Linked DNA regions of Homo sapiens: region 2 is linked to region 1. Evidence: read pairs that join two places in POLR2A ChIA-PET (ENCODE). Cell type or tissue: CD4-positive, alpha-beta T cell. All regions are shown on one strand.

The links. ChIA-PET counts read pairs that join two places held together with the same protein. Peaks named below come from ENCODE experiments on the same cell type or tissue, not always from the same donor. Only the 100,000 strongest peaks of a DNase experiment are listed, where the experiment ranks them.
Region 2: POLR2A ChIA-PET joins it to region 1 with 5 read pairs; 31 of 35 experiments call an interaction of 5 or more read pairs at or near these places.

Annotation. Positions count from the first base shown.
Region 1 is chr2:85,550,037-85,554,036 of GRCh38, forward strand. It overlaps GGCX (gamma-glutamyl carboxylase), which reads right to left. Exons shown (of 15, transcript NM_000821.7): 8 at 3,196-3,461; 9 at 2,903-3,034; 10 at 2,380-2,531; 11 at 1,776-1,945; 12 at 1,444-1,574; 13 at 889-1,036; 14 at 519-714; 15 at 1-90. Among named protein-coding and RNA genes, the nearest start is that of GGCX, 9.5 kb to the right of the region's middle. In CD4-positive, alpha-beta T cell, CTCF peaks have their summits at 2,232 (motif pointing left) and 2,437; a DNase peak (open chromatin) is centred at 2,215.
Region 2 is chr2:85,403,827-85,407,826 of GRCh38, forward strand. All of the region lies in intron 1 of CAPG (capping actin protein, gelsolin like), which reads right to left. Among named protein-coding and RNA genes, the nearest start is that of CAPG, 4.5 kb to the right of the region's middle. RefSeq lists an enhancer at 1,986-2,035. In CD4-positive, alpha-beta T cell, no CTCF peak of the experiment used is centred here; a DNase peak (open chromatin) is centred at 2,005; H3K4me3 peaks cover 543 bases; H3K27ac peaks cover 924 bases.

The DNA.
Region 1 (4,000 bases):
AAGTTTGCATAAGTCACCTCCTGGGCCAGCTGCTCCAGGGAAGGACGGCCTAATATCAGATTTCGAAGTGAGATACAAGTCATCAGGAAGCTGAAAAACAGGAAAAAGCCGACCAAGTTCAAACTCCTGTTTCACCAGAAGAATTTCAGCTAAAGCCCTTAGAAGGCACCTGGTCCTCACTCCTCCCACACAGGCATATATGGGAATCTCCCCCCAAGTGACCCTCCATCTCCCAGCTGGAAGGGTACACCACTCTTTATACAGTCTGGTAGAGGATTCCAGGATAGGGTAGGAACAGCCCACAGAGAGGCTGGAGATAAGCTGAGGCAGAACAAGAAAGCAGGCCATCAGATATAGGCCACTTATTCTTCCAGTAAATCAAGAAGAATGGCAGGAAAAGATACCTAGAGCTAAACTGTCCTTTCCTGTATGACAGTCTCTAGAGTTACTCTCCCCAGGGGAAAGTTACCAAGCTTGCCAACATATGATGGCAATGACAAATATTGTTGTGAACTTACCTGCGGCGAAAGACATAGAGCTTTCGCAACAAGAAGCGGAAGAATCGCTCATGGAAAGGAGTATTTCGCCGGCGTTCAATCTCCTGGAGCCTTTGTTGGCGTCTAAGAAAGGTCTGAACCAGAGGTGTTGGCTCAGGGCCCCCTTTTACTTCCCCTTCCAACAGAGGCTGCAGCTCTGGGGGTAGAGGCCCTGTTTCTGCCCGGAAGACAGAAAAAAGAGGAATCACTGAGATGGATCACTCTCTCCCCTTAGAACTCCTCTTCTGCCAGCTAGAGACTTCAAGTTCATTCTTGAATGGCTAGAACATCATTCATAACCCTGACTTCTTGAAACCAGAGGCTATCTCAGCCCAAATGTTCATACACTCACCACTTCCATTCTCCACCTTTTCCTTTAATTCTTGCAGATATGCCAGGTCTTGCTCCAGTGCAAGCTCTGTAGTGTTGACATAGACGTACATGTAGCAAGAAGGGCTAGGTGATGTCGTATACACCTTATGGTACTCACCAGCAGGCAACTGACAAGGGAGAAGAAATGGATAAATTTCATCAGCTTTTCTCTAGCCAGCTTATGGCCTCCCTACTCTATGACTCTTGGCTTCTTTCTACTCAATTGTGTTTTGGAATCGAAAGTAACGGACCTCTAGAATCCTGGATGAGGCTCTTCACAGTCCCAGGGGCCCTTGTTTTTTGAGCTCCACTGCATTACTGCTATGGTAAAATATTTTCAGTCTATAATAAGTGAATCTTGCTCATCTAAGCTTTCTGCCATTGTTTTTTAAATTGTTAGAGATGGGGTCTCACTCTGTTGCTCAGGCTCACTGTGAATTCCTGGCTTCCCACCTCAGCCTCCTAAGAAGCTGGGATTACTGGTGTGAGCTACTGCACTCAGTTCTTTCTGCTGTTGTTAATCCCAGCAAAATACCTGCATTTTTTCTCCCTCTCGAAGAGTCTGGTTCTTCTGTTCTGCCACAAGCTCCACAGTCACTTCCCCCTGCAGCAGCTGGATGCTAGTGTTGCCCAGGTCTTCACTCACAAAATTCTCCAAGTGCAGTCCTGCCAGACCAACAGAGTTCATCATCCCACCCCATGGCAGAGTGAACTCACTCCCAGCCAGAACAGAGACATCACACCTTTACCACCATCATCCCCTTAGGTTTCAAAAACATTCCCTCTCCCCTCCCACCACATGGAATGTCCCTGGCCAAGGAAGCCAGAAGGAAAGACAGAAAAGCCTCTCCTCACTTTCCTCCATACCAGGGAAATCTGCAATGAAGACCACCTCAGTGTGGTTGTCTAGGCTGCTCTTGATTTCCTGTAACTTGGCCCTCCAGGGAGACAGGTCCATCAAGAGTGGTTGCACCCAGGATGTGCGCTGAAAGGGTGACCAAGCGGCCTGCACGATGTCCACACGAGGGTCAAAAATCCTTAGGAAAGAAAACCATGTTCTAAGGACATCACAGCCACCCACCCACCAGAACTTCCAGTTCTCTCCCTTTCATCATCATTCCTAAGGACAGGGAATAGAAGAAGAAATGGCCTGTGTCAGCATGTTATTGCCAGTCCAGGGCAGAGAAAGAAGGCAGAAGAGATCTGGAGCACTGGGTATAATGGGGGTTAGTAGCTACCTGAGAAGGTATTATGTCAACAGTGTCTAAAAGAACAAGTCAACTCACTTTTCTCCTGGATGATGGTGCCCCCTGCTGGAAGCAACCAGCTATGCCCACAACCAGATCAAGGGGGACATGCACTAGAGGAAGGACAGCTTTTTAAGCAAGACAATACCAGGAAGCAAGGGCTGTTCATCTTGGTAAAAAGAACTGTGCTTCATTTTTTCCCACTCTCTGCTCCCCTTGCCCACCTCTGCTGGAAGCGGTCATTGATGGAGACCCAAATATCAAAGTAGATCTGGGGCTCAGTGACATTATACTTGGGAAGCAGGCGGCTCAGGCAAGTGGCATATTGCTTCAGCATGTCTGCATGATCCTTCCATCGCCGACTCTGTGTAAATACCTGCCCCAAACCCCCATATTAGTCCCACCTCATCATTATCAACTTCCAAGACATGTCATGCACTGCCAATGGCACAACGAGATCCCTGCCTGCTGCCCATTCTGGCTAGAAAAAAATGGAACTTGCCTTTGGGAATGAATTTTTCATTGTTGGGCTAGTGGTGCTTACTTTTCCTGAATCTAATCTCAGTTCAAGGAAATGAATGCATTGCCCTATCTCAACCCACATAAAAGATAGTTCAATCTGGCTCTTGAGAAAAGGCAAAGCAGACTCAAATTTGTTTTGCTTTATGGTGTGTGTAAGACAAAACCAGACCCCAAAGCACAAGGGGGCTCTGAAGAACAGTAAATTGTCAGCATCAGACATCTCACCCCAGGGTTAAGGTAGCCCAGTTCGCCAGTGCGGCCATCACGGTAGGTGATCTTCACGTGCTGGTGGGAGCGGGAGTGCACCATCATGTCCCAGGAATAGCCATACAGCCCATTTGTCCAGTTGTTATAGCCCTGGGAAGGCAGCACAGAGGGGAATCAGCTCAATGCTTCTCACACTGACCCCATCCCCTACCAAGAAGGGGCTGCAAAACCAGCCCCATTCTTTCCCAACTATTGTCATCCGTTCCTTTCTAAGTCCAGCCTTTGCTGTACACTCCACAGCCCCTACAAACCTGGGTGAGAAAATGAGAATAGGGCAGGAATAGCTGCTCCAGGAGGTAGAGCAGGGTGAAGGCAGCTCCCAGCTGATGGCGCAGCCCTGGCTTCTGGCCACTTTTGCCCCGGCTCCTCTTATACACACAGGAAACACTGGGCTGAGGGGCTGCCTTGAGGGGCAACAGTTGTTGCAACCTTCGGGGGCAGTAGGACACCAGCTTCCGAGGCCACTCAGGGGAGCAGAAGAGAGGGCTGCTGGCCAGCATGACGTAGGAGAACATACCTAGGAAAGCAGGGAGAAAATACATATTTCAGGAGTTTGGCTGGGCCTCTTCAACCCCGTTCCCTTAGGAGACTTCTCCCAGGTGTTCCACTGAAAAGGAAAGTAGTTCTTCTTTTTTTTTTGAGACAGTCTTTCTCTGTCGCCCAGGCTGGAGTGCAGTGGCGTGATCTCAGCTCACTGCAACCTCTGCCTCCTGGGTTCAAGCGATTCTCTTGCCTCAGCCTCCCAAGTAGCTGGAATTACAGGCATGCGCCACCATGCTCAGCTAAGTTTTTGTATTTTTAGTAGAGACGGGGTTTCACCATGTTGGTCAGGCCGGTCTCGAACTCCTGACCTCAGGTGATCCACCCACCTCGGCCTCCCAAAGTGCTAGGATTACAAACCTGAGCCACCAAGCCCGGCCACAAAGTAGTTCTTAACTGTAAGATATTTGTTCTTCCTGGAGATTCCCTACTGTACAACATACTAACTGAGCCCAGAAGCCCCAGTCCTCTTATCCCCATTTATGCCTACTTCATAGTGACTGCCCTGGGTTCAAT
Region 2 (4,000 bases), 150 kb before region 1:
CAGTGAGCTAAGCCCATGCCATTGTACTCCAGCCTGGGTGACAGAGTGAGACTCCATCTCAAAAAAAAAAAAAAAAAAAAAAAATTAACAAAATTTTAGCAAATGAAATCAAATAATATATAAAAAATAAACCATGATGACCAAATGAGGTTTATCCCAGGAATGCAAGGTTGGTTTAATATCTGAAAATCAGGGTGATGATAGCTAATAATAATGCAGTGTATATTTCAAGATAGCCAGAAGAGAGGATTTGAATGTTATCATCACAAAGAAATGATAAATGTTTAAAGTGATGGATATGCTAATTACCTTGATTTGATCATTATACAATATATACACATACATTGCATATGTACAATGAAACATCACACTGCTCCTGCTAAGTATGTGCAATTATTATCTGTCAATTATAAATTTAAAATAAATAAATAAAGCCGCTCACAACGCAAAAAAAAAAAAAACAGGCCAAAATTTGAAAATCAATGCTATACACCCTATTAACAAACATGTATGTGTAATCACCTCAATAGATGCAGAAACAGCATTTAGCAAAATTCTACATTCATTCCTAGTTTAAAATTTTTTCAAGCCTGGGCAATATAAGGAGACCACAACCCTACAAAAATTTTAAAAATCAGCCAAGGCCAGGTGCAGTGGCTCACACCTGTAATTCCAGCACTTTGGGAGGCCGAGGTGGGTGGATCACGAGGTCAGGAGTTCGAGACCAGCCTGGCCAACATGGTGAAACCCTGTCTCTACTAAAATACAAAAATTAGCTGGGCATGGTGGCATGCGTCTGTAATCCCAGCTACTTGGGAGGCTGAGGCAGGAGAATTGCTTGAACCCAGGAGGCAGAGGTTGCAGTGAGCTGAGATTGTGCCACTGCACTCCAGCCTGGGTGACAGAGCAAGACTCTGTCTCAAAAAAATAAAATAAAATAAAATAAATAAAAATCAGCCAAATGTGGTAGTGCAAGCCTGTAATTCCAGATCCCAGCTACTCAGGAGGCTGAGGAGTGAGTATCGCTTGAGCCCAGGAGATAGAGGCTGCAGTAAGCCAAGATCATGCCACTGAACTGCAACCTGGATGACAGAGTAAAACCCCCTCTCAAAAAAAAAAAAAAAATTTTTTTTTTACCCACAAACTAGGAATAGAAAGAAATTTCCTTAACCTGTTAAAAAGGCATCTATTAAAATACAACAAACAAACAAAAACCCTTCACCTAACATTATATTTAATGGCTGCTCTAATTCTAAACTCCCTCCCTGAGAAATTTCACCCACTCCCAGGCATCAGCTATCAATTCTGTATGCCCAGCTTCCCTCAAATGCCAGAATGATGAACACTTTTTCTGGACAAAAGTCATTCAAGGGAAAAAATGCTAAACGCAAGTATTTTTTAAAAAGATATTATCTTTTTAAAAAATTCAGAAAATGCAACAGCTACGGCTCCACTCACTGTCGCTTTCATAGGTTCCCATCACTAGAGGATTTCTTTTTTTGGCTCAAAATGCAGAGATCACAGAGCCAGCATGCACTTCGTACATAATACAATTCATGCTGTGCATCCATTTGGACAGAGTTTGTGTAAGATGAGCCCCAGTGGCACAGGGTAAGGGCTTGGGGAATTGGAGGGTAAAAATGCAAGCTGGCACCATTAGGAGATTCTTGGGGGCTGGGGCAGCAGGATCAGGAAGTGCAATATTTCGCAGGGGCCAGGGAAGTCAGGGGTAGGGGGAAGGCAGATGACAGAGCAGAAGGTATTAAGTCTGAGTAGGAAACAAAGAGGGACAGGTCAAGGGCAGTGATAATGGATGTGAAATGCTGTGTGAATTATGACTTTCCTTTTCCTTTCCCAACCTACAAAATAGTGGAAGGCATATTTTGGCACCACGATTCCGGAAGAGGACATGCAGAGAGCAGAGGTTTGCGGAGGGAAACTTTAACGTTTCTCCATCCCACAGAGGATCACATGCTGTGCCCACATCCCCTGCAACAGGCAGCCCAGCCTGTGACTCAGGCCTGAGCTGGTGAAGTGGCTGCCCCAAGCTCAAGCCATCAGGGAGCGCTCAAGAATGAGACACGGAGTGCGCCAATTGTCACCTTTACTATTTTTCATTCTGTGTTTAACTCAAAATCAGGCAGCCTACATGCCAGAGAGCCACATCAGGGTTTGGATGAAAGGGGTTTGGCAGGCCGGGTGCGGTGGCTCACGCCTGTAATCCTAGCACTTTGGGAGGCCGTGGTGAGCAGTTCACTTGAGGTCAGGAGTTCGAAACCAGCCTGGCCAACATGGTGAAACCCCGTCTCTACTAAAAGCACAAAAATTATCCGGAAATCACTTGAACCTGGGAGGCGGAGGTTGCAGTGAGCCAAGATCCATGCCACTGCACTCCAGCCTGGGCAATGGAGTGAGACTCGGTTTCAAAAAAAAAAAAAGAAAAGAAAGGAGTTTGGCTGCTCATTAGAATGACCTTGGGACCTTATTAAAATGTCGGTACTGACAAAGATTCTTTGCTTGGCCAAACTTTAACTAGGCTTCTGAACCACCCCGTAGGCCCATCTGTGTGCTTGTAAAATCCGGTTTTAGCAAAAGAACCCTGCTAAGGCCATTTACCTAGAACCCCCTACCCTTGATATCTGGTCGATCTGATAATCGTGGATATCTGATTGGGTTCCTCAACACCCTGCCCCCGCCGCCCCAGTGATGTCTGATCACTCTGGCCTGTATTCAGCAAGAATCCTGTTAGGGGCCGGGCACAGTGGCTCATGCCTGTAATCCCAGCACTTTGGGAGGCCAAGGCGGGCAGATCACCTGAGGTCGGGAGTTCGAGACCAGCCTGACCAACATGGAGAAACCCCATCTCTACTAAAAATACAAAATTAGCTGGGCTTCGTGGCTCATGCCTGTAATCCCAGCTATTCGGGAGGCTGAGGCAGGAGAATCACTTGAACCCGGAAGGCAGAGGTTGCAGTGAGCTGAGATCATGCCATTGCACTCCAACCTGGGCAACAAGAGCGAAACTCCGTCTCAAAAAAAAAAAGGAATCCTGTTAGCTCAGTCTAGCCAGAATCTCTTTACCCTTGATGTTTCCTCTTAGTAATTTTCTTTTTTTTTTTTTTGAGACAGAGTTTCACTCTGCTGCCCAGGCTGGAGCGCAGTGGCACAGTCTCAGCTCATTGCAACCTCTGCCTCCTGAGTTGAAGCAATTCTCCTGCCTCAGCCTCCTGTGTAGTGGGATTAGAGGCGTGCACCACCACATCTGGCTAATTTTTTGTACTTTTAGTAGAGGTGAGGTTTCACCATGTCAGTCAGGCTGGTCTTGAACTCCTGACCTCCAGTGATTGCCCACCTTGGCTTCCCAAAGTGCTAGGATTACAGGCGTGAGGCACTGCGCCTGGGCCATATTTTTTTTCTTTAACAGTGCCCAAGCCCCTGGTCTGGGGATTCTGATTCCACAGGTCTGGAATGGGGCTTGATCACCCATATTTTGAACATATGTTCAAAGTGATGGTAGTAGTGCCAGTGAATTCTGTCCAGAACAGTGTCAAATGCTCACCTGCACATTAGAATCATTTGGGGGCTTTTGAAAAACCCCAGTGCCAGCCAGGCATGGTGGCTCATGCCTGTAATCCCAGCACACTGGGAGACTGAGGTAGGTGGAATGCTTGAGCTTAGGAGTTCAAGACCAGCCTGGGCAACATGGTGAAATCCTGTCTCTACAAAATATACAAAAATTAGCTGGGCGTGGTGGCGCACACCTGTCATCCTAGCTACTTGGGAGGCTGCAGCACAAGAATTGCTTGAACCTGGGAGGTGGAGGTTGCAGTAAGCCGAGATCACACCACTGCACTCCAGCCTGGGTGACAGAGTGAGACTCTGTCTCAAAAAAAAAAAAAAAAAAAAGTAATTTACAGAAAAATAAGAAAGAAAAACCCCAGTGACTAGCTTCCATATTGGACTCATTAAAACCAGACTCTCTAGGTGGAGCCTGGATGTC